3 separate regions of the Homo sapiens genome follow, and all the other regions are linked to region 2. Evidence: chromatin loops called from intact Hi-C (ENCODE). Cell type or tissue: mammary epithelial cell. All regions are shown on one strand. Region 1 overlaps SLF2 (SMC5/6 complex localization factor 2). Region 2 overlaps PDZD7 (PDZ domain containing 7). Region 3 has its middle 73 kb from the start of PAX2.

Region 1 (8,000 bases), 79 kb before region 2:
CATGTTTATGGTGGTACCTATATACATTTTCAGAATTTTAATTGTATGCTAATATTTCCCCATTCGTATATATGGTTTTTTTTTTGGATGCAAATCCAACCAAGTGTTTCTTTTCCCCATTCATATTTAACGCTTAAATCCACTTAAATAATTATCTTAAATTTAAGATATGATAATTCCAGAAAGTTAACTCAATTGGTAACTTTTTAAATATCAGTGGTATCATTGATGCTTATGTATGGAGTTCTGGTGTTACTCTAGATACTTCGGACCTTCATGCAGATAAATGTAGAAGTTTCTTACTCTTGACATTTGTATCAGCCAGGAGTGGTGGCTCATGCCTGCAATCCCAGCACTTTGGGAGGCCGAGGCAGGTGGATCATGAGGTCAGGAGCTGGAGATCAGCCTAGCCAACATGGTGAAACCCTGTCTCTACTAAAAATACAAAAATTAGCCAGGTGTGGTGGTGGGCACTTGTAATCCCAGCTACTCAGGAGGCTGAGGCTGGAGAATTGCTTGAACCCAGGAGGTGGAGTTTACAGTGAGCCAAGATTGCTCCATTGTACTGCAGCCTGGGGGACAGAGTGAGACTCTGTCTCAAAAAAAAAAAAGACATTTATATGGGAGGGCATGGATGGGGCTTTTTCCAGTATAAAAGCTTCTGTATCAACAAGTACTATAGTAACTACTCAGTTAGATTGGAATTATGCTTCTTTCAAAGACGAGAACGATTATGAATGACAAGTTATTCTTCGCAGTGGCTCATGCCTGTAATTCTAGCACTTTGGGATACCAAGGCAGGAGGATTACTTGAGACCAGGAGTTTGAGATCAGCCTGGGCAACATAGCAAGACCACATCTGTTTAAAAAAAAAAAAATTATTCTCAGGTTACTGAGTGTTCCACTTTAATAAAATCCTAAATGTGTGAAAAATATACATTCAGGAAAAAGGAATCGTAGTATAAAAGAGTCCTTTATAATATGTGAGTATTGGCCCCAGAAATCCTATAACAAAAAGGAAAAAAGTATCAATGGTGTCAGAGAACTACAGCTATTATATATAAAGTGAAAAGTGGGAAAAACATGGAGTTTCTACTCTGGGTTTTATGATAGCATTTCAAGAAATCTCGTATTTGGTGAGAACTGGAGAGATATTCCAGTACAGACTTTCGTTCATTGTTTTATATAGTTGGCATTTTGAGTGCCAGCTGTGCCAGGCACTGGAGAGAACAGCAATGAAAAAATCAGTGTCTCTGATCTCATGAAGCCCACATGCTAATGTAGAGGAGACAAACAATAAGTGTGTGTGTGTGTGTGTGTGTGTGTGTGCGCGCGCGCGCGCGCGCACATTTGTAAATGTATTGTGTCAGATGATAAGTGCTATGAAGAAAACGTAGGGTAAGGTAGATACAGAGAGTACCGGGGTGAGAGAGAAAGTTTGCTTTTTTAAAGTGTAAAGTAGTTGAAGGTCTTGCGGTTAAGGTAAGATCCAAGTAAAGGAGTAGCTTGTCAATGTCACTCCTAAAGTGTTCCCTCACTGCCTCCACTAAAGATACGTGGACACATGCTCCAGATAAGGTCTGTCTTACCAGCAGTTTTCAGTGAGACTCTTGCCCATCTGAAGAAACCTACAAATTTCTACTTATTATAGTTCAAAACTAATCATGCCACTGTACTCCAGCCTGGGGAACAGAGAAAGACCCCATATCAAAAAAACAAACAAAAAATTTCCTTTACTGTTATGCCAGGGCTTCATTATTCTCTAATTGTGTATATCATTTCTTAAACCTCCAAGTAAGACTTTGCATTTATCTATGTTAATTTGCCTCTTGTTGATGTGGGCCCATTGTTATAGCCATTCAAACCCTAATTATGACATACAAGCATACCTTCATTTAAGCAGTTTTTTAATACATTTCATATTTATTTTCTGAAAACCAGACTAATCATTCATTAAACACTTTCCCTGTGTAAGACACTGTCTCATTTCTCCTTTTTTGATTCCAAGTCCGTTTTCATCGTGGGAGGCTTTACCAACTTGTAAGTAGTTTTTAGAAATTATGTCAATTCATTTTAATGCTATACTCCTAACCAGTATTTTGTAAGTTTAATGTTAAAATGTAATTAAAATCCTTGCATTTTTGTGATTTTATCATGAGTGTCTAAATGTAGTAGACCAGAAAAAGGTTAGTACTTTTTTTTTTTAACAATTTTCAAAAGGAATTCAGGTTTGATTATGAAAAGTTCAAGTAAAATGGAAAGGAGATTAAAATTTATTTATTTATTTGTTTGTTTGTTTATTTTTGAGAGAGAGTCTCACTTGGTCACCCAGGCTGGAGTGCAGTGGCGTGATCTCTGCTCACTACAACCTCCGCCTCCTAGGTTCAAGCAATTCTCCTGCTCAGCCTCTCAAGTAGCTGGGATTACAGGCCTGTGCCACCACACCTGGCTAATTTTTCTATTTTTAGTAGAGATGGGGTTTTACCATGTTGGTCAGGCTGGCCTCGAACTCCTGGCCTTAAGTGATCCACCCACCTCGGCCTCCCAAAGTTCTGGGACTACAGGCGTGAGCCACTGCACCCAGCCTAAAATATTTTTAAAAAGAAGTTTCTGTCAGAATCTGTTTGAGTGAACAGTTTAAATTTTTTTAATTAAAATAAGAAGGCTGAACTCCCAAGTCCTAATTTCTGGAGCTGTTACATTTTGGTCAGTGTTTTCTAGAGTATTCTCTGCATTCAAAAATTGCCATGTAACTTAACATAAACAGAACATGTGAATGTGTCTTATAACTTGTTTATTTCAGATAGCAGTAAATTATTGAGCATTTCATCTCAGAGTGTTGATACGTTATCCTTTTCAGTGGCTTCATAGTATTCCTTTGTTAGGCTATACCATGATTTATTTAACCCAATCTCAACTGATAGACATTAGATTGCTGTATATACTCCTTTACACATTTACTTAATTATCTGAAATCACTGTATTTCCCACCGTGGAATTTTTCACCCACCGCAAAAAGATTGTTAGAAACCTTGTCCTATGTGTAACATGTCTGTGAATGGTGTTGCCTCCTAGTGGCAGAGCTTAACAGCACAAACATCATAGCAGAAGTTTTTTTTTCACATAGATTGTGTTCAAAATGACACAAGCCATATGACTGTTTGAAAGTAGAGTTCAGGTTACTCCTCCTTACATTTTTATTTTATTTTATTTTATCTTATTTTATTTTATTTATTTTGAGACAGAGTCTCTCTTGGTCTCTCAGGCTGGAGTGCAGTGGCACGATCTCTTCTCACTGCAACCTCCACATCCCGAATTCAAGCGATTCTCATGCCTCAGCCTCTTAAGTAGCTGGGATTACAGGCACCCACCACCACGCCCAGCTAATTTTTTTTTTTTTTGTATTTTTATTAGAGATGGGGTTTCACCATGATGGCCAGGCTGCTCTCGAACTCCTGACCTCGAGTGATCTGCCTGCCTCGGCCTCCCAAAGTGCTGGGATTACAGGTGTGAGCCACTGTGCTCGGCAACCCTTTACATTTTAAATTTAAATGTATTACAATCTATGGCTTCTAAGCAAATGAAAAAGATAATAATAGAAATACAATATGTGTTCCTCTACAAATCCACTATAAAATTACTTTGTTAAATGATTTAAAAAAATTTTTTTTAAACTTGAGATTTTTGTTCCCAAAAAATTGTCTTGTAAAAAGTTATGTCAGGCGGGGCGTGATGGCTCATGCCTGTAATCCCAGCACTTTGGAAGGCCAAGGCAGGTGGATCACGAGGTCAGGAGTTTGAGACCACCCTAGCCAACATAGTGAAACCCAGTCTTTACTAAAAATACAAAAAATTATCCGGGCATGGTGGTGGGTGCCTGTAATCCCAGCTACTGGGGAGGCTGAGGCAGGAGAATCGCTTGAACCTGGGAGGCGGAGGTCGCAGTGAGCCAAGATCACACCACTGCACTCCAGCCTGGGTGACAGTGCGAGATTCTGTCCCAAAAAAAAAAAAAGTTATATCAGAGGTTAGGTGCAGTGGCTTAAGCCTGTAATCGCAGCACTTTGGGAGAATGAGATGGGTGGATCACTTCAGGCCAGAAGTTCAAGACCAGCCTGATTAACATGGAGAAACCCGTCTCTAGCCTAATGGTGGCGCAGGCCTATAGGCCCAACTACTTGGGAGGATGAGGCACGAGAATCGCTTGAACCTGGGAGGCAGAGGTTGCAGTCAGCCAAGGTTGCACCACTGCACTCCAGCCTGGGCAACAGAGTGAGACTCTGTCTCAAAAAAAAAAGGTATATTATTTGTTTCTAAATTCCTGTATGTAAAAAGGCATTACAGGCATATTATTTGCATCTGAATTCCTGTATGTACAAAGACTAACTAGATGAAAGTATAAAATAATAACTTGGCATAAATATTACCAATTAGTTGTTTTGGATTTTTTGGGTTTTTTTTTTTTTCTTTTTTTTTTTTTTTTTGAGACAGGGTCTTGCTCTGTCACCCAGGCTGGAGTGCAGTGGTGCGATCACTGCTCACTGCAGCCTCAACCTCCCAGGTTCAAGTGATCCTCCCCCCTCAGCCCCCCAAGTAGCTGGGACTATAGGCATGCCCCACCACACCCAGCTAATTTTTAAAAATTTTTTGTAGAGGCGGGATCTTGCCATGTTGCTCAGGCCAGTCTTGAACCCCTGGGCTCAAATGATCCTCCCACTGCAGCCTCCCAAAGTGCTGAGATTACAGGTGTGAGACACTGCGCCTGGCCCTAGTGTAAAAGTTTTAACCAAATTACACTCACCTGAGGCATTAAGACTGCTTTCCTCTTTTCTAGTATTCTTATGAATACTAGAAAATCGATAATACTAGGGTATTATCGATATTCTTGATCATTGCCAATTTTGAAGTCAATCAGTGATATCTTTTTTTGTTTTGTTTTGTTTTGTTTTGTTTTGTTTTGAGATGGAGTCTTGCTCAGTTGCCCAGGCTGGAGTGCAGTGGCACGATCTCAGCTCACTGCAAGCTCTGCCTCCCGGGTTCACACCATTCCCCTGCCTCAGCCTCCCGAGTAGCTGGGACTACAGGAACCCGCCACCACGCCTGGCTAATTCTTTTTGTATTTTTAGTAGAGACAGGGTTTCACCATGTTAGCCAGGATGGTCTCGATCTCCTGACCTCGTGATCCGCCTGCCTCGGCCTCCCAAAGTGCTGGGATTACAGGCTGAGCCACCGCGTCCAGCCAGTGATATCTTACTGTTTTTATTACATCTCTTTGATCTAGTGATATTGAGCATCTTTGAAAAACTATGTTGGTATATTATTTTGTATATTTGTATCTTATTAATTTGTGGTTTGATTTTTGCATGCAGCCTTTTCCTTTGTGGTTTTTTGGTTTCATGTCATGCTGTATACTAAAAAGACATTTTTTGATAGTTTCAAATGTTATATTTGTCTAATTATAAATGAAAGTTGTAAAAAAAAAAAAAGCAGCATGTTAGAATGTAAAGAGCTCTGACTTTAGAATTAAATTCCACCTTCTCCACGTATCATATATATTAGTTGGGTAGAATATTTAATCTCTCTGAACCTATTTGCTCATATGTGTAATGAGTACTACTTCATAAGGTTATCATTAGTATTAAATGCACATAAAATGCCTTTATTTTTATTTTATCTTATTGTATTTTATTTTTATTTTTGTGGTACAATCATGGCTCACTGCAACCTCCACCTCCTGGTCTCAACCAGTCCTCCACTACAGGTGTGCGCCACCACACCTGGCTAATTTTTGTATTTTTTGTAGAGATTGGGTTTTGCCGTCTTGCACAGGCTGGTCTCAAACTCCTAAGCTCAAGGTATCCGCCCGCCTTAGCCTCACAAAGTGCTAGGATTACAGGCATGAACTGCTGCGCCTGGCCTACATAAAACAACTTTATATGTGCCTAGCAAATAATGAATGTTTGTGTTTTCTTTCTTCTTAATATCCTGTCATTTCTCTGCTTTTGACAGATGATGTCAGTTCATACAGACTGTATTGTGTCAGTGCAGATTTTAAGTACATTGATGGAAATAACAATTAGAAATGGTAAGTATATCAACTTATTAAGATTTACCGTGTGTATTATTGGTTGCTATTTACATGGTATCTTTCACATTGCTAAATGTTAGTATATTTGGAAATATACAATACAAAATTATTTTTCTAATCAAAAGTCGTTTTTTTTGGTTTTTTTTTTGAGACAGAATCTTGCTGTCGCCCGGGCTGAAGTGCAGTGACACAATCTCAGCTCACTGCAACTTCCACCTCCCTGGTTCAAGCAATTCTCGTGCCTCAGCCTCCCAAGTAGCTGGGCCTACAGGCACACACCGCTATACCCAGCTAATTGTTTTGTATTTTAGTAGAGACAGGGTTTCACCTTGCTGCCCAGGCTGGTCTGGAACTCCTGAGCTCGGGCAATTTACCCATCTTGGCCTCCCACAGTGCTAGGATTACAGGCATGAGCCACCTCACCCGACCTCAAAAGTCTTTAATAATGAAATGGAACTTCAGTTAAACAACGAGTATCTGAATTTTCTTACTTGCATTGAGAAAAAGAATATAAGATCTTGCAAGTGGAAACCCTCACTTACTGTTTACCAAATCATGGCTTACTTTGCTTGATAAGTGGAAATGGTTCCAAACTTACTTAGCCAATTAAGTTTAATTGGCTTATTGGTAAGCAACAGTATTATACTGATAATACAGTAAGGCATATTGAAAGCATCCACTGTAAAAGTGTAACATTTGCTTTCTCATCTTTGAGAGCCCTTATAATAAAACAAGCATAGTGGTTTACCTGTTTCATCTGTCCTGGGGATTGGGACTATAAAGGCAATGAAGATGATAAAAAGTCTTCCTGTGTTATTGATAGTTGGGATTTTATCAGTGGTATTTCCAGCCATTTTAAAATGTGTTACTTCCTTCTGAGTTACACCCTTTTATCCATCACTCTCAGATATTTTCTTTATGTCATTTTCTTATTTTATTTGGGAATCTGTAATTCCTATGATCATCCTATAACTGTATTGTTAGCATAAAATTAGCAGCTGTCATTTCTATAAAACCATTGTAATTATTCATGTTTCACCTGCAGACTGTCACCTTGCAAATGTGGGTTTGTAGACCACAGATTTAGAATGAAATGTTTTCTTCTGTTAATTAGATACCTTCAGTGACTCACCAGTTTGGCCATGGATCCCATCATTGTCTGATGTAGCAGCTGTGTTTTTCAATATGGGGATTGATTTTAGATCTTTGTTTCCCCTGGAGAATCTTCAGCCAGACTTTAATGAAGACTATCTAGTGTAAGTTTTCTCATCATAATTAACGCCAAAAATATCATTTCGTACGACTTATATATAATTATAGCTAAAGTTTAATATTTATTTCTGATTTTTAAAAAGATCTCTCAAAGTTGAGATCAATCTTGAATTAGATACATTTTTAACATGTCTTAATCTAAAAGCCATCATCATGTTTAGCAGGCAAATAATAGAAATATTCTCATAAAAGTTTTGTTTTCTTTTTTAAAAGACTTTCCTTTGTTATTTAACATTGTTTTGGTGGAAGTATTGGCCAAAGTAATTAGACAAGAGAAAAAAAACAAGAGATACAAAAATTGGAAAGGAGTTGCTGAAAGATTATTTGTAGATGTGAGTTAATCTAGACATAGAAGCCTAAGACTCAGGTGAAAAACTATGACAAATAACTAAGAAAATTTGGTGTGGGTGTCTGGGTATAAAATTAGTAAAGAGAAATCAATAACCTTCAAATATCTGAAGTGTAACTAGTTAAAAGATACACTGGGCTGGGTGTGGTGGCTTACACCTGTAATCCCAACACTTGGGGAGGCCAAGGCAGGAGAATCACTTGAGGCCGGGAATTGGAAGTTGCAGCGAGTTCACCACAGTACTGCAGCCTGGGTGACAGAGTGAGACCTTGTCTTTAAAAAAAAAAAGGT
Region 2 (8,000 bases):
GCTGCGGCTGCGGCTACGGCTGCGGCTACGGCTCTGAGCCCGGCCCCGGATCTGGCTCTGCGGAGGGTGCTCTCGGCTCAGGGGTTCTGTCAGCAGCCAGTTAGGCCGCAGGGGCCGGGGAGCCACGGGGGGTAGCTGGGGAGGGGGTGTGCAGGCAATTCGGAGGGGGGTGAAGGCATCTACTGGCACGTCTTGTAGAGGGGGGATCCCTTTATGGGGGTGGCGAGGGGCAGAGGCACTTGGGGAGACCTTGAGGGCCCCCAGCCGCTCCCTCAGCTCCCCATTATCTTCCTCTTCCGGGAAGCCGTTCACCGGCAGCAGGTAGAAGCCTCCGCGGCTGTCTGGGGAAGAGCGCCAAGGTCAGCTGCCCACTCCTCCCCTCTCCAGGACCCAGGCCTTGCTTTGGTTTGTGTGGGGCCTGTGAGAGCCAGGCCCGAGTTTGTTCAGGCACCACTGCAGTGCGGCCCACCCACCGGGGAGGCAGACAGACATGTTCTATTAGAATCGCTTATTTATTTATTTGAGATGGAATCTCACTCTGTTGCCCAGGCGTGGTGGCGCGATTTTGGCTCACTGCAACCTCCACCTCCCAGGTTCAAGCGAGTCTCCTGCCTCAGCCTCCCGGAGTAGCTGGGATTACAGGCGTGCACCAAAAAGCCCAGGTCATTTTTGTATTTTTAGTAGAGACGGGGTTTCGCCATGTTGGCCAGGTTGGTCTCTACTCCTCACCTCAAGCGATCCACCCGCCTCAGCCTCCCAAAGTGCTGGGATTACAGGCGTGAGCCACCGCGCCCGGCCTAGAATTACATTTTAATGCTTCCTGCTGGAATCGTTACCGTTCTATTTTAATGTGTCTAAGAAAAAATACGACTAGCACACCAAACGTAATTTCTCAGAGGTTACTGCATAGAATGAGACTAGATTTTAAAAGTGAGTGGGTTTCAAACCAACTATTAAGTAATAGTACAGGTGGTGACCAGCAGATGTGATAAAATGGCTCTGGTGGACAAGAGCTTTCCTTCAGGGAACCACAATGTGCCTGGAAGCCACAACTGCCCCTAGTGGGGAAAGAAGTAGAAGGCCCATCCTCCTTTCCCTAATCTCCCCAGGGCTGTGCCCCTCCCTGGGCTCTGGGACTCTGACTGACCAGGCACGGGGGTGATAAGGTGACGCTTGGGTGGCGTGTCCTGCCGGGCTGGTCTCAAAGCAGGAGGCCGGACTGGTTGGAGAGATGAACAGGTCAGCGGCAAGGTACCCCGCCAGGCTCCGGGACGGAGGCAGCTCAAGGGGCTCGGCAATCTCTGCAGCCCTCTCCACCACGGGGTCCCATCCCCACCCCCAGCAGGGCTCAGGACCCAGAAGCCCCGCCCCCCACTGCTGACCTGCCCTGCTCTTGAGGGCCTCAAAAGCCTCCAGCTCCACAAGCATCACCATGCTGTCGAAGCGGCCCAGGTCTGTGGGGGCCACCACACTCCTGGGAGAGGGCGAGAGACAGCAGGGGTGGGAGGGGCAGGCAGGATTTCAGTTCCGGAGGTGCCAGGATGCCCTTCAGCCCTCGGGAGGTTGGGGGTGGTACCAGGGATCCCCTTCCTGCCCCCAAGCCCTCTCTGCAACCTCCTCCCACCTGATGTCCTGCAGCAGTAGCAGCTTCTCCGGCCTGTCGAGGATGGCCAGCAGGGGCCTCACCAGGTCCTCTATGCCTCCCTCGTGCACATACTGCAGATAGAGGCAGCACAGGTCAGACAGCAGTGGGGGCTTCCAGAGCTGAGTGAGGGGGACACCAGGGCATGCAGGTGTTTCTTCTACGCATGTAGGGACCTATCCAGCCCTGCGTGCCTTGGGAAAGGTTCACTCCACCCCCAGCTGCCACAGGGTGGTCTGATCTTGGTGACAGGGTGGAAGCCTGCAGTAATAACAGACCTGCAATAAATGGCAACAGCATCGATAACAGCTTTGGGACAGACACTTTTCTAAGCCTTTTACATACTGTCTCTCAGCAACCACCCTGAGAAATGGCATTAATTATTCCCGTTTTACAGATGCGGAAACAGGCTCAGAGAGAAGGACTTCACTCAAAGCCACACAGATAAGGAAGTGTGAAGAGGGACTGGAACCCGGGAAGTCTAACTCTTGCCTGCTCTGGTGCCGGAAAAGGATGTGCAGGGAGTGGACTCTCCTCCCCACCCCCACATCCCAGGCAGAAGGAAGGAATTTGAGCCAAACTCTAGGCTGTGTGCCTGGCTGTCCCAGCATATGTCTGCACACAGACCTACAAATTAGGCTTTGTTCGGGGCTAGAATAGGAGCCTTGGGGAAGGGCCTCTCCAATCAGTTCCCTTGGAGGGGGGCGGGGTGGAGCCCCTTCTGCCTGGCACTGCCCGGATGCCACCAGCCACACCCCACTGACTCTGAAGACCTGAACACTGGGAGCCATCCCATTTGGACAGCACATCGCCCCCTCGTGGCAAGAGGGAGACTGAGTCAGGGACACGCACGCATAGAACACTTTCTATGGGCACAGGCACAGAGACAGAGCATGCCTTGGTGGTCAGAGTGAGTCATTCATAAATATCTGGAAATAAATACAATACAAATGATGTGTGTGGCCCCAAACCACACACAGTTACAGCGACTCACACATACACATATCAATAATACATTCCCTTTTGTCTGGAGAGACACATGTGGTGCAGAACCAGCCTCATATGTGCACACGCTTTAAGTCCATGGACTTGGATTCGGTACCTACTAAGTGCCAGGCCCTGTACTGGCCAGCAGGGGCACAATGATCCTGTCTCAGATCTTCAGGAACTGGGTCTAGTGGGAGCGAGGGGAAGATGAGTCACATACCCTGGTGAACTACAAACCATGGGCAATGGGGCACAGGGAGTCTCAGAGGAAGGTGGGAAGATCCCAGTGGGCTTCATGGAGGTGGTGGTATTTTGACTGACTCTTAGAAGATAGACGTAGGGAACAGCACAAAAGTTGGGAAGAAAGTGTTGCAAAGGTGGTGTGGAAAAACGAGTAGATAGTGGTTTAAACGTGGCCATGGGGTCCATGAAGAGCCTCCCTGCAGGGCTGCTGCACAGGCTGTGACTATATGAGTAGCGTCTCTGAGGTTGTGCAGGTTGTAACCTGTATAAACCTATGCGGCGGCCGTGGGAAAGTGGAGGTTGGTGGGTTAGGGAGTTGAATCTGGGAGGACCTCGAATGTGAGAGCCAAAGACAATGGGTCACCTCTGCCAAAGACAATGGGTCACCAGGTGGCCTGGGGAGTGTACAGCGATCAGACAGGGGTTTCTTTTCTTTCTTTTTTTTTTTTTTTTGAGATGGATTTTCGCTCTTGTTCTCAGGTTGGAGTGCAATGGCACGATCTTGGCTCACTGCAACCTCCACCTCCAGGGTTCAAGCGATTCTCCTGCCTCAGCCTACCGAGTAGCTGGGATTACAGGCGCCCACCACCATGCCCAGCTATTTTTTTTTTTTTTTGTATTTTTAGTAGAGATGGGGTTTCACCATGTTGGACAGGCTGGTCTCGAACTCCTGACTACAGGTGATCCGCTCACCTCGGCCACCCAAAGTGCTGGGATTACAGGCGTGAGCCACCGTGCCTGGCCAACCAGACAGGGGTTTCTGATTCCTGGTCTGGCAGCTGTAGAGAGATGGCTCACATGGGGAGAGAAGGGAAGCCTGGAGTTCAGGGCTACATGCCCCAGTCACTAGGAGAACTTTACTCATCACTCCAGCCAGGGCTCCATCGCAGAGGGTCTGATCTCTTGGTGTGGGGGGCTTGGGTCAGGTTTGGGTGGTGGTTGAGCTCGGCAGGTGGTATGGGGGCACAAGTGGGAGGTTTGGGCAGAGGAGAAGGGAGGGATGAGGGAAAAGGAGCCTCCAAAGAGACAGACCCAGAGCCCCACCTCGTGGCCAAAGCCTGCATTGCCGGCCCACTGGAGGCTGGTACACGCTGCCCTACTTAGCGCTGGGAGCTAAGGGTGACACTTTCTGAGTTTAGCCCAAAGCCCCTTAGCTTCCCCCAGCACACACCCCTATCTGCAGCTCTGCTGCAAACCGGGCCTTGATAACAGGATGCATAAATGACCATGTCTCAGTCTCCAGGTGACAATGCATGGACACACACACACACACACACACACGCTAGCCAGACACGTGCTTGCTCACATGCACACACACACACACAATCATGCAGTCATATCAGTACAAACCAGGTACCCCACAGACACGCCAGTGCACACACCACACAGACATACAACACAGCCCCACTTTGAGTAAGATGAAGGGTGAGGGAATCCACAAACAATTTTTCAAGACCCCCCAGCTCGCCCTCACACACAGTGTGCAGACTCCTCACAAAGAGCCCAGTGTACACACACAGGCCTTCCTGAGACAGGGACAGGAGAGGACCTGCCAGTCCTGGAGTGAGTGACCTGTGCCCCACAGCCTCCCCAACAGGTGGGCCCCAGAGACTCCTTCAAATCTGACTCTCTCTCCACCCTGGGGCGCTCTGGTTCTTTTTGAAGTGGAAGAGAACAGAGAACGACAGTTTAGGTGTTGGGGGAGGCAAAGGATTACTTACTTGGGCAACAGGGGAGAGGACCTGGCATGAAGCCAGGCTTACTGGCTGACCTAGGAGCAGAGGGTGGCATGCAGTGAAGGATGGAGGCTTGCAGAGGGCAGAGGCAGGCGACTGCAGGGACTCACTTTCCCCACGTGGCACCTGTCCGCTCCTTCTCTTCTCAGCTTAAATATCACCTCCTCTAGGAGGGCCTCCCAGCCCACACCATCTAATGTGTGTCTCCTGGGTTACCGTCTCATGTTCTTTTTCTTCAGCTCTTCATGTGACTCATCACCATGGGCGTTTAGGTTCTAGTGATTTTCTAGCTCTTCTTCCTGTGAGCTGGCAGATGTGTGTGTGTGTGTGTGTGTGTGTGTGACAGGAGTGACTTCTGATTTTACTGACCACTAGCCTCCTGGTGTCAAGCCCAGACACTGGTCAGTGGACAGTGGCCTGAATGAATGATGGGCTGGGTGACTGAAGGACCGTGTGCCAGGGCTGCGGATGGGATGAAGGCTTACCCGGGAGCAGTGGCGGGTGACAGCCAGCACCTCGTCATCAGTCAGCAGCCTCTGGGCCAGGTCCTGAATGAGGGGCCGCCGGCTCTCCCAGGCCTGAACCTGCTCATCCACATTAGGCAGCTGGCTGGAGGGACTCCCAGACCTGGCAGACAGCAGGGCCCGGCCCCTCTCCTGGTCTGCAGGGCAGGAACCATCAGGGGAGGGGAGAGGGGCTTCCCTCAGCAGGGCTGGGCCCCAGAATTGGCCAGCTGAGAGCCCAGGTACCTGGGGCAGAATCCTAGCCTAGCCTATATGCTCCCCACCATGGTAGCCCACAGCAACCTGCCCACCAATGCAGCACAAACCCCAGCCCTCAGCCCCAACATGGACCCCTATACCAGTCTGTTTCTTAATGGGGTCTTAGCCCAGTGCCCCCAGGGCCCCCTGAACATGCACTGTCATAGTAGTCTGTTGCCCAGTGGAGGCCCAGCACAGGCTCCCTCATCACCCCCAAATATATCTTTGGGAGTCCCAACACAAGCTCCTAAAATGCATCCCAATATCTGTCTGCCACCCTATCTTTCCTAGTCAGCTTAGTCCAATTCTTTTAGCTGCCCCCAATACATACCATTCTAGCTGCCTGATCCCCCATGCTTGACCCTGACTGAATTTAGTCCAGAGCCACTCAGCTGGCCCCCAGTATGCACCCTCATCTGCCGCTCTACTGTAAACTAGGCCTTGGTAAAGGGATGCATGAATTACCACGTCTCAGTCTCCAGGTGACAAACTTCTGTACCGGGCCCACGCCCCCTGCTATGAAGAAGAAAGAGGCTCAGCTGCAGGCCTTGGCCCCCAGTCTGAAAATGGGGTTCAGGAGGGCTCAGGACAAGCTGGAATGGAGAATTCAGACTGGAAGTAGGTGGGATAGGGAGGCAAGAGGCCTGGCCCTGAGGGGCTTGAAGGCAATGCTCAGGCTATGGACTTCCTTCATAGGCAATGGGGAGTCAGGACGGTTTTGGATCAAAACAGGGTGCAGTCTGAGCACTGCTTATGCAAATTCACTTGGAAGCAAATGTATGGAGGGAAGAACCTCAGGGACAGAGCTTGGAGAAGTACCTACCTTCAGGGGACAGAGGGAAAAAGAGGAGCCTTGGAAGGAGATAGAGGAGTGGCCAGAGAGGTGGGAGGAGAACCAGCAGAGGGCAGGGACTTGGGAACTGTGGGAAGAGAGATGCACTGACGGAGAGGGGCCAGGCAGCCGTAATTGGAAGGGATTGTCTCTCCCATGGTACAATCACCTTGAGACCCCAGAACATCCCACCCCAGGGCAAAGCAGGGTCCAGCTCCTCATCCTCTGGTTGTTTTGTTGATCCGACATCCACCCCCCTCTTCTGAAAACAGCACCCTGATTTTCCCCTGGGGACCCACCCCACTCTGTTCTTAGCCCGTGTACTCCAGGGTGGGTACATGACCCAGGCTGGCCAACAAAAGCACTTTCCCTCCCACATCACAGCGATTTATTCTGCATGGCACAGGATCTCAGCTGGGCCAGGGAGAGCCTACCCTGGGACTTCAGCTGGAACTATTTAAGGAGAAGCACTTTCCCCTGGGGTTGCTATGCAATAGAGGTCATCTTACCCCCAGGTGGGCAAAGCCCCACAATAGCGAAGTCAACTCATGGGAGAGATGGAGGGGGACAGATGTCTGATGATGTTGCTCAGATGTTTAGACCCAGCTTAAATCAGCAGCTGAGCCAAGACGTGCTTTATTTTTCTTTTACTTTTTTTTTTTCTTTAGAGACAGGGTCTTGCTATGTTGCCCAGGCTGGTCTTAAACTCCTGGGCTCAAGTGATCTTGCTGCTTCAGCTTCCAGAGTAGTTGGGATTGGCCAGGTGTGGTAGATCACGCTGTAATCCTAGCACTTTGGGAGACTAAGGCGGGTAGATAGCTTCAGTCCAGGAATTTGAGACTAGCCTGGGCAACAGGGTGAAACCCCCATCTCTACAAAAAGATGCAAAAAAATTAGCTGAGCATGGTGATGCACACGTGTCATGCCAGCACTTTGGGAGGCTGAGGTGGGAGGATCGCTTGAGCGTGGGAGGCGCAGGTCGCAGTGAGCTGAGATGGTGCCATTACACTCTCGCCTGGGCAACAAGAGCAAAACTCCATCTCAAAAAAAAAAAAGAAAGAAAAAGAAAGAAAGGAAAGAAAGGAAGGAAGGAAGGAAAGAAAGAAAGAAAGAAAGAAAGAAAGAAAGAAAGAAAGAAAGAAAGAAAGAAAAGAAAGAAAGAAAGAAAGAAAAGAAAGAAAGAAAAAGAAATAGGTATTATTACCCCCATTTTACTCATGAGGAAACTGAGGCTCTCAGGGGTTGAGTAGGGACTCAGCTGGTAAGACGCGGTGTGGGATCTCAACTCAGAACTGCTGAATGCCGAAGCTAGTGGACTTCACTTTGCCTTCCTGTTTGATCAGCCCACTACTTACCTTTCTCTATGTCCAGGCGAGGGTAAGTTTTGGCCAGGCTCCCGCTGTCCAGTGTCCAGGCCTCTCTGCGCCCGTCCCGCGCTAGCCTCCCCTGCCGCCCTCCCTTGAAGAAGAGGTTCATCAGCGTCTTGGAGCGCTGCAGGGCACCCTTCTCCCCAGGGGACCCCGACTTCTCCTTCTTCCGCTGCTGCTTCTCCTCTGCAGACACGAGGGAGCAACGGGGGAGCTGGAGGGGTGGGCAGAAGGGAAGGACGAGGGGCAGGGGTGTGGGGAGGGACAGAGAGAAGGGAGAGGAGAGGGCAGACAGGATCTGCAGCTACGCCGGGGTGAGAGTGCGGTTCCTCTTCCGACTTTCTGACCCTTTTCCCCACCGCACAGCTGTGGCTATGTAAGGAATCTCCCTTGAGGCCCAGTTAGAGAAGGGCACACATGCGTGCGTGTGTT
Region 3 (8,000 bases), 340 kb before region 2:
GGATGGGGGTGGGCATGGTCAGGGTGGAGGACGGGGGAAGGAGATCTTGGATATGTGTCTGAGTGTGCAAGGTGATGTTCGAATGTGGAAGGTGAGCATCTGTGTGTACACTTGAGTGTGCTTGGCATGTAGAATTCAGAGTGTGGGTTCATATGCAGCTAAAATGTGCAAATTTAAAGCAGTCGTGTGAGAGCAAAGTCACAACTTTGCTTTTGTGTTTGAACATGAGTTATTGGTGTATGGAGTGTACGGAGCCAGTGTTCATACCCAGTAACACATAACGAAGGTCCGGGCGGTGCAGCCCCAGCTTGGACACGCCGTCCTCAGGAGGGGGCGAGAGAGGGATCCAGAGGCGCCTGGCCCAGGACCCAGAGAGCCCTCCACCTCACACGATGAAATTCAACCCATTTATATTTCAACAGAAAATGTCACAGAAAATGTCCCCTGGTGGGAGAGACGCCAGGGGAGGAGGAGTCAGGAAGTGAGAACAGCTCACACCAGCCCCTCATGCAGCCCCACCCACCCACTGGCTCCTCCAGCTGTCCTTCCTCTCCCAGGACCCTCTCTCTGACCCCCCTCACTGACCCCTCCACTGCTTGCCCCTCAAACCCTTCAAAGGACCCTCACTGAGCCCTGGTTCTGGTGTCAGGCATGGCCCTCCATGACCAGAGAGCTTCCTGCCCTGCCCTGGGCGGTTCCCCACTGGGGGTGCTCTATGGCCACAGACACCTGCATGAGTGAGGCACTGACCTATGGGAACCAAAGCACGACATCACACACCTCAGATCCTTCCACATGACCAGGCACGACTTCTCTCCACTGTCACACGGGCCCACGGGAGGACAACTGAGCCCCTGCACTTGTGAGAACACTTCAGGCTCACTGGGGTCGCCTGCAGTGGTTTAGGGACCTGCTTCCCACTGTACAGATGGAGAAACTGAGCCGCGGTGTGGGCCAGCATGGCCATGGGGCCCGAGACGCTGTGAGGCCAGCAGTGGCCTATCTGCTTTGCTGTGACACCTGCTCTGCTGTCCCCAAAATCTCCTGCTTCCAGGTCTCCATGCCTTTCACACATTCTGCTGCTGGACCAGTGATGAGGGGCATGAGACCTCCCCCTCCTGGATAGGCTGACCAGGCAAGGCCCGCTAAGGTCCAAAGAGGACCAGGCTGTGGGAGTGAGACCCTAAGCTGGTGAGCACCATTAGCAGAGCGTGCTGTGGGTTCTGGTTTTAACTTAACTTTTTAAAAATGCGGGGTGGGAGGGCTGCCATTTATGGGTGGAGGGTGCCTCTTTCTGCCTTTTTTGGTGTCTCATACTCTGGGCATCTGCCTTGGCCTCCTCCCTTCTGTCTTGGAGTCTGTTTTTCCACAGTGGTCTTTTTTTGGTTTCAATTTCTGCTTTGTCTTGTTCTATGTGTCTTTGGGCTCTCTCTATATATACACGCATGTACGTATATCTCTCTCTCTAAATTTGAGAGAGAGATAGATAGATAGGGAGATGGATATATCTATATATCTATGGATATATCCCTGTCTGTCTGTCTCTCCCCTTTCCCAGGACCCTGTCCCCCTGCTCCGAGCTGTCTGCCTGGCATCTGCCTCCCTCTCTGCCTCTGGTGCCCCTATCAGTGTCTCTCACTCTGTCCCTGTCTCTCCCTCCGTCTTTGTCTCTGCCTCTGTCCCTGTCCTGTGGCTCCCTCTGTCCCTGTCTCTCCCTCTGTCCCTGTCCTGTGTCTCCCTCTGTCCCTGTCTCTCCCTCTGTCCCTGTCGCTCCCTCTGTCCCTGTCGCTCCCTCTGTCCCTGTCCCGTCTCTCCCTCTGTCCCTGTCCCTGTCTCTGTCTCTGCCTCTGTCCCTGTCCCTGACTCTCCTTAGGCCCCTCCCTGACTCAGGCCCCTCACACCTTCCGAAAAGTAAACATTTAATTTTTTTTTTTTTGCTGTTAATAGATTTAATGTTCATTTGTTGGTAGCCCAGGGGCAGAAACGCGTGACATTTCAAATAATTGTTGTTTCAGGGGTATCCTCTGGAGGGAAATGCGGCAAAAGTGTGGAGAAGATTTAAGCAAATGACTGTGTCAGCTTCTATTTACTCCTGACAGGATCGCCGGGGGCACGGCTGCGAGATAACCATTAGCGCAGCCGCCGATAAAGCGGGGAGGCTGCATTTCCAAAGGCTCCGCGGCCATTACGGGAAAGTTAGTGTGAAACATGTTAAATTATCCCCAAAGTGGAGGGAGCGGGGGAGGCGGCGGGGGAGCGGGCGCCCGAGAGAGCCACGAGACCCGCCGCCTCCGCCGGGGCCGGGTGACTGCGCCGTGCCCGACACGCCGACGTCCACCAGGGGGCGGCCGCGTGCGGCCCGAGCCTCGGTCTGCGGGTCCGGAGGATGGGCTGGCGGCCCGAGCCTTCCTCGCACCTGCGGGCGCGGACCCACCCGAGGCCGCCGGCTCCGGCTCCGGCTCCCTGCCTGGCCCCTCTGCCCAGCAGGAGCAGCCCGGCACCCCCGGAGAGCGATAGAGAGGCGGGGGCCTGGGTGGGGTCGCCAAGATCAGCCCCATGGGGTCACAAGAAAAGGCCTCATTGTGAGGCTCTAGCTGAGGCTTGGGACAGTTCAGCCTCAGCTCTTTTAGAGCCTCTGCCTTGAAGACCCAGCTCAGGTCTCGGCGCGGTGGCTCACACGTGTAATCCCAGTACTTTGGAAGGCGGAGACGGTGGATCACCTGAGCCAGGAGTTCGAGACAAGTCTGGGCAACATAGCAAGATCTCGTCTCCAAAATTAAAAAAAAAATTTTTAATTTAAAAATCCACCTCAGGTGTGTGCAGGTAACACCTATATGTGCCAGTGCCCAGGTTTGTGCAACATCCTGAGACGTGAGTTCACCTCTCAGCTCTGCCTTAATTAATTGGGTGGCCCTGGGCAAGTCCTCTGGGCCTCAGTTTCCCCATTTGCAAAGTAGAAATAATATATCTGCCCCACATACCTCACTCCCTGAGGATTAGTTGAAGTAATGAGACTATGTAAAAGTGATCTGAGAAACCATGCAATGCAATACAAGTGACAAGTACTGTTATTAAGTGTTAGTTATTATTAACATTCTGCTGAGTCCACAGGGAATACCTGTGCACAAAGGCCACAGGTGGGTGCACCAGTGCATGGGAAATAGGATCCCGATCACAGCTCTCTCCGAGGTCGGGGGTCGTTTTTCCCACCCCTCCTAGTTTTGCTCCCGTTAAGCCACACTTCTGGTAAATTAATATCTATGGGCTAGCATGACAGAGGAAACAGTGTTCCAGGCTAGCCCCTGCAAAAGCATGCCTATAGCATGCCTGGACCAGAACAGAGCAATATTGGCTGAGAACACTGTCTAGGGAATCTCTAGAGGGACCATGTGAGGCAGGAGAGAGGAAGAAGGGGAAGAGGAGAACACCTCTCCCCTTTGTGGTAATGGTATCTCCAGACAGACATCAGACTAATTTTCTTTCTTTCTTTCTTTCTCTTTCTTTCTTTCTTTTCTTTCTTCTTTCTTCTTTCTTCCTTCCTTCCTTCCTTCCTTCCTTCCTTCCTTCCTTTCTTTCTTCCTTTCTTTCTCTCTCTTTCTCTCTGTCTCTCTTTTCCTCTCTTCTTTCTTTCTCTCTCTCTTTCTTTCTTTCTTTCTTTCTTTCTCCTTCTTTTTTTTTCTGATGGAGTTTCTCTCTTGTTGCCCAGTCTGGGTGCAATGGGAGCGATCTCAGCTCACGGCAACCTCCACCTCCCGGGTTCAAGCGATTCTCCTGCCTCAGCCTCCCGAGTGGCTGGGATTATAGGCATGCACCACCATGTCCAGCTAATTTTGTATTTTTAGTAGAGACGGGGTTTCTCCATGTTGGTCAGGTTTGTCTCGAACTCCCAACCTCAGGTGATCCACCTACCTCGGTCTCCCAAAGTACTGGGATTACAGGCAGGAGCCATCATGCCTGGCCCCTTTCTTTCTTAAAAAAGGAGGAGGGATGCCCTAAATATATTGAGATTGTGGCATCACTTACATTATATTTTAGCCCCTGACACCCATGAAATCCATTAGCAAGTCAGTGCCTTGAAGAGTGGCCATTTTTATCACATATTCATCCATTTTCAATACATTTTCAGATTTCCAGGAGCTCTGAAGTTCCCCTAAATTCGCCCAACATTTTTGAACCTCTCCCACAGGTCAGACCTACTGCAGGCAAAGGGAGATTGAGACTACCAGGCTACCCTTGCCTTCCCGGAGTTCACTGTTGAGGAGGGGGCTGATGTCTCCAAATGATGGCAGTTCCTGGTGAGTGCTGAAACAGAAGCACATACAGTGCTGTCTATTCAACAGGGGAGTGGAGAGTGACTTCCTGAGGATGTCTGGGCATTTGGGAGGTGGCATTTGAGCTGGAGGCTTGAAGGATGGGGCAGAGTTTTTACTAGGTGGTAGAAATGAACTACCAAATAATAATAATAATCCATGTGTACTCCCCCCTCCAAAACAACAAAAGCAACAAAAGCGATAGTAATGGCACTTAATCTGTGGCAGGCACTGTGGCAGGCACTTTGCACTAATTGCTACATTTGATTTGTTATTACAACCATGTGGGACAAATACTATTATGTACCTCACTTCATAGATAGGAAACTAAGGCTCTAAGAGACCCAGTAACTTGCCTGAGGCCACACAACCATCTAGCATTGAGATTAAATGAAGTTGAATGCCTCTCTCCCCTCCACCCCCCCATTCCAAGACCAACTTTGACAAAAGGCTGAATTTGCCTTTCACAAAGGTCATGCACCCCCTCTTCAACAACTCCATGTTCATTCAACTGTTCCCTGCATGTCTACTAGGTGTCACACATTGGGCTGGCGCTAGGGGTACAAAAATAAGATGTAGACCCCTATCCTCAGGGAATAGTCCAGTCTAGTAAGGAAGACCTACACTAGTTAATCAACCACATAACAAGGTGCAAAATGCAAGTCTGAGAAGCCCGAGATTGTGGCCATAGACATGAAGGTCAGTGGCAGGTACAACTTACAAATTTGGGGGAGACAGAAACAGTCAGATCATAGTAACAACCATCCTTGAAGAACGTCTCCTTTGCAGGGATAGGGGACAGGCACCTTCCAGGAGACAGATTCAGGTTCTTTTCCTTTTCCTTTATTTTTTGAGATAAGGTCTCGCTCTGTCACCCAGGCTGGAGTGCAGTGGCATGATCTTGACTCACTGCAACCTCCGCCTCCCAGGCTCAAGGGATCCTCCCACCTCAGCTTCCTGAATAGCTGGGGCTATAGACACACACTACCATGACCAGCTAACTTTTCTATTTTTTGTAGAGATGAGGTTTCGCCATGTCACCCAGGCTAGTCACGAACTCCTGGACTCAAGCAATGCACCAGCCTCGGCCTCCCAAAGTGCTGGGATTACAGGCATGAGCCACCTCGCCTGACCTGGGCTCTTGTCTTAAGAAAGAACTTTCTAATCATTACAGCTGCCTGAAACAGAAGAGACCTATTTCAAGACAGAGTGAGTTTCCTGCCCTGGAGGCATTCAAGTAGAGGCTAAAGCCCCCCAAAATGGGACTAGTGTGGGGAACAATGAAATCCTTGGCTTCTAGGATCACTTACAGACCCAAGGTTTTAAGGAGTGTGTCCCCAGAGGAGAATGATTTCAGGCACTTTCAGGAGGATTATTTTCACCAAGAAAGTAAAAAATGATTCAGGCTGCACACAGGGAACCTTTCTTATGGACATAGGGGCACCAAGGACAGAAGCAGGCCTAGGTTTTCCTCCCCACAGGGTGTCTCTGAAGCCACCCCAGTCTTGCCCAGCTGCCCCCCTCCCCTATGTCCAAGCCCACAGGTTCTCTAGGTGACCCCCATCTTCTCACTCTGGTTCCAAAAAATGAACACAGATCATTTGAACACAGGCAAGGGGCAGGGCAGGAGGAAGAGGACACAGTTTGCAGTTGTAGGGCATTTGGGATGCTACCATCAAGGTCACTGTGACTCCCAACACCTTTGCTGTGGAGGTGTAATCCTGGGCAGTTCCTAAGGAGCCACTCCCTTGTTCATTGCTGTGCTGTCTGTGCCAAGCAGAGACTGGCACAGAGAAGGCACAGCATGCAGAAAGCAGCTTTCTTTCTTTCTATTTTTAAAAAAAGACAGCCAGGCATGGTGACTCACATCTGTAATCCCAGCACTTTGGGAGGCCAAGGCAGGTGGATCACCTGAGGTCAGGAGTTCGAGACCAGCCTGACCAACATGGAGAAACCCCGTCTCTACTAAAAATACAAAAATTAGCTGGGCATGGTGGCGCATGCCTGTAATCCCAGCTACTCAGGAGGCTGAGGCAGGAGAATCTCTTGAACCCGGGAGGCGGAGGTTGCAGTGAGCCGAGATTGCGCCATTGCACTCCAGACTGGGCAACAAGAGCAAAACTCCATCCCCCCAAAAAAAAAAAAAAAAAAAAAAAAAAAGAGAGACACATCATCACTGTACAAATTGTAAACTATATAGAAAATATAAAGAAAGCCAGAAATAAAGCCCACTGGAGTCACAGAACCACTGTTGCTATTTTAGTGACCATCCTACCAGAAACATCTTTCTGCCTTTAAATAAACATATATATAGGTGTGCAATACAAACACACTAACATTGTATGTTCTGTTCCATAATCTACCATTTTAATCAATAATACAGCATGAACACCATTCTGTTTCAATAAAGAGAGCTATATGATTGTTTTAGTAGTTGCATTATAGTCCATTGCATTATGTACTGAGCCAGTCTTCTGTTGACAAACATCTAGGTTGTTCTCAGTTTTGCACTTTTAAAAAAAAATTTTTTGAGATGGAGTCTTGCTCTGTTGCCCAGGCTGGAGTGCAATGGCACAATCTCGGCTCACTGCGATGTCCACCTTCCAGGTTCAAGCAATTCTCATGCCTCGGCCTCCTAAGTAGCTGGGATTATAGGTGTGCACAACCACGACAGGTGAATTTTTGTATTTTTAGTAGAGATGAGGGTTCACCATGCTGCCCAGGCTGGTCTTGAACTCCTGATCTCAGGTGATCCACCCGCCTCAACCTCCCAAAATGCTGGGATTACAGGTGTGAGCCACCATGCCCAGACAGTTTTGCACTATTTAAAACACCCTGAGATGAATGTATTTGCAGACAGATCTTTTTGCACTTGTACAATTATCTCCTTAGGGTAAATTCTTAGAAATGGAATTATTGGATTCAGGCTGGACACAAGGAACCTTTCTTAAGGACACAGGGGCACCGAGGATATTTTATATTTGGGCACACACTGTCAAACTGCCTTTTCCAAAGGTTGTACCTCTGTATATTCCTATCCAAAGAGGTTATTATTAGTCCTTTATCCTTTGCTTAAATCAAGCTTGTCCAACCCATGGCCCGTGGGCCGCATGCAGCCCAAGATGGCTTTGAATATGCCCCAACACAACTTTGTAGGCTTTCTTAAAACATTTTATATATATATATACACACACATATATATACACACACACACACATATATATACACACAGATATATATACACACACACACACACACACACACATATATATTTATATTTAGCTCATCAGCTATAGCTAGTGTTAGTGTATTTTATGTGTGGCCTGAGACAATTCTTCTTCCAGTGTGGCCCAGGGAAGCCAAAAGATTGAACACCCGGGGCTTAAATGAATGAGCACTTTCTTGAAAGACAAAACAACAACAAAAACTTTGATTCAGACCAGTTTCCTGCCTTTATCTCTCTCTCTCTCTCTCTCTCTCTGTGTGTGTGTGTGTGTGTGTGTGTGTGTGTGTGTGTGTGTGGACACATCTGTGATTATGAAGGTCTAGGTAAGCCTTGTTTCCTAGTATAATTGTATATCTGTCTGTGTTCTCTGTATAATCATAAATCTCTACCTAGTAAGCTGAAGTCCTGAATGAATATTCTTAAGAAAGGGTTATATTCCCACCTCAGTGCGGGGATGAGGTCTG

What was found. A loop is a pair of places that touch in the nucleus more often than their neighbours do. Peaks named below come from ENCODE experiments on the same cell type or tissue, not always from the same donor. Only the 100,000 strongest peaks of a DNase experiment are listed, where the experiment ranks them.
Region 1: a loop joins it to region 2, with 25 times the contacts of the local background. A loop is called at or near these places in 2 of 110 quality-filtered maps.
Region 3: a loop joins it to region 2, with 6 times the contacts of the local background. A loop is called at or near these places in 9 of 110 quality-filtered maps.

Annotation. Positions count from the first base shown.
Region 1 is chr10:100,931,393-100,939,392 of GRCh38, forward strand. SLF2 (SMC5/6 complex localization factor 2) reads left to right here. Exons shown (of 20, transcript NM_018121.4): 10 at 6,010-6,085; 11 at 7,203-7,344. Among named protein-coding and RNA genes, the nearest start is that of SLF2, 22 kb to the left of the region's middle. In mammary epithelial cell, a CTCF peak has its summit at 3,067 (motif pointing left); no DNase peak of the experiment used is centred here.
Region 2 is chr10:101,010,543-101,018,542 of GRCh38, forward strand. It overlaps PDZD7 (PDZ domain containing 7), which reads right to left. Exons shown (of 17, transcript NM_001195263.2): 9 at 7,557-7,754; 10 at 5,835-5,885; 11 at 5,094-5,269; 12 at 1,625-1,716; 13 at 1,383-1,474; 14 at 1,148-1,219; 15 at 1-341. Among named protein-coding and RNA genes, the nearest start is that of LZTS2, 15 kb to the left of the region's middle. RefSeq lists enhancers at 2,602-2,731, 3,700-3,749. In mammary epithelial cell, CTCF peaks have their summits at 1,065, 2,464 (motif pointing left), 2,782, 3,931 (motif pointing left) and 1 weaker place; DNase peaks (open chromatin) are centred at 2,629, 2,789, 3,119, 4,879 and 1 weaker place; H3K27ac peaks cover 1,780 bases.
Region 3 is chr10:100,668,839-100,676,838 of GRCh38, forward strand. No RefSeq gene overlaps it. Among named protein-coding and RNA genes, the nearest start is that of PAX2, 73 kb to the right of the region's middle. RefSeq lists a silencer at 2,253-2,432. In mammary epithelial cell, no CTCF peak of the experiment used is centred here; no DNase peak of the experiment used is centred here; H3K27me3 peaks cover 1,473 bases.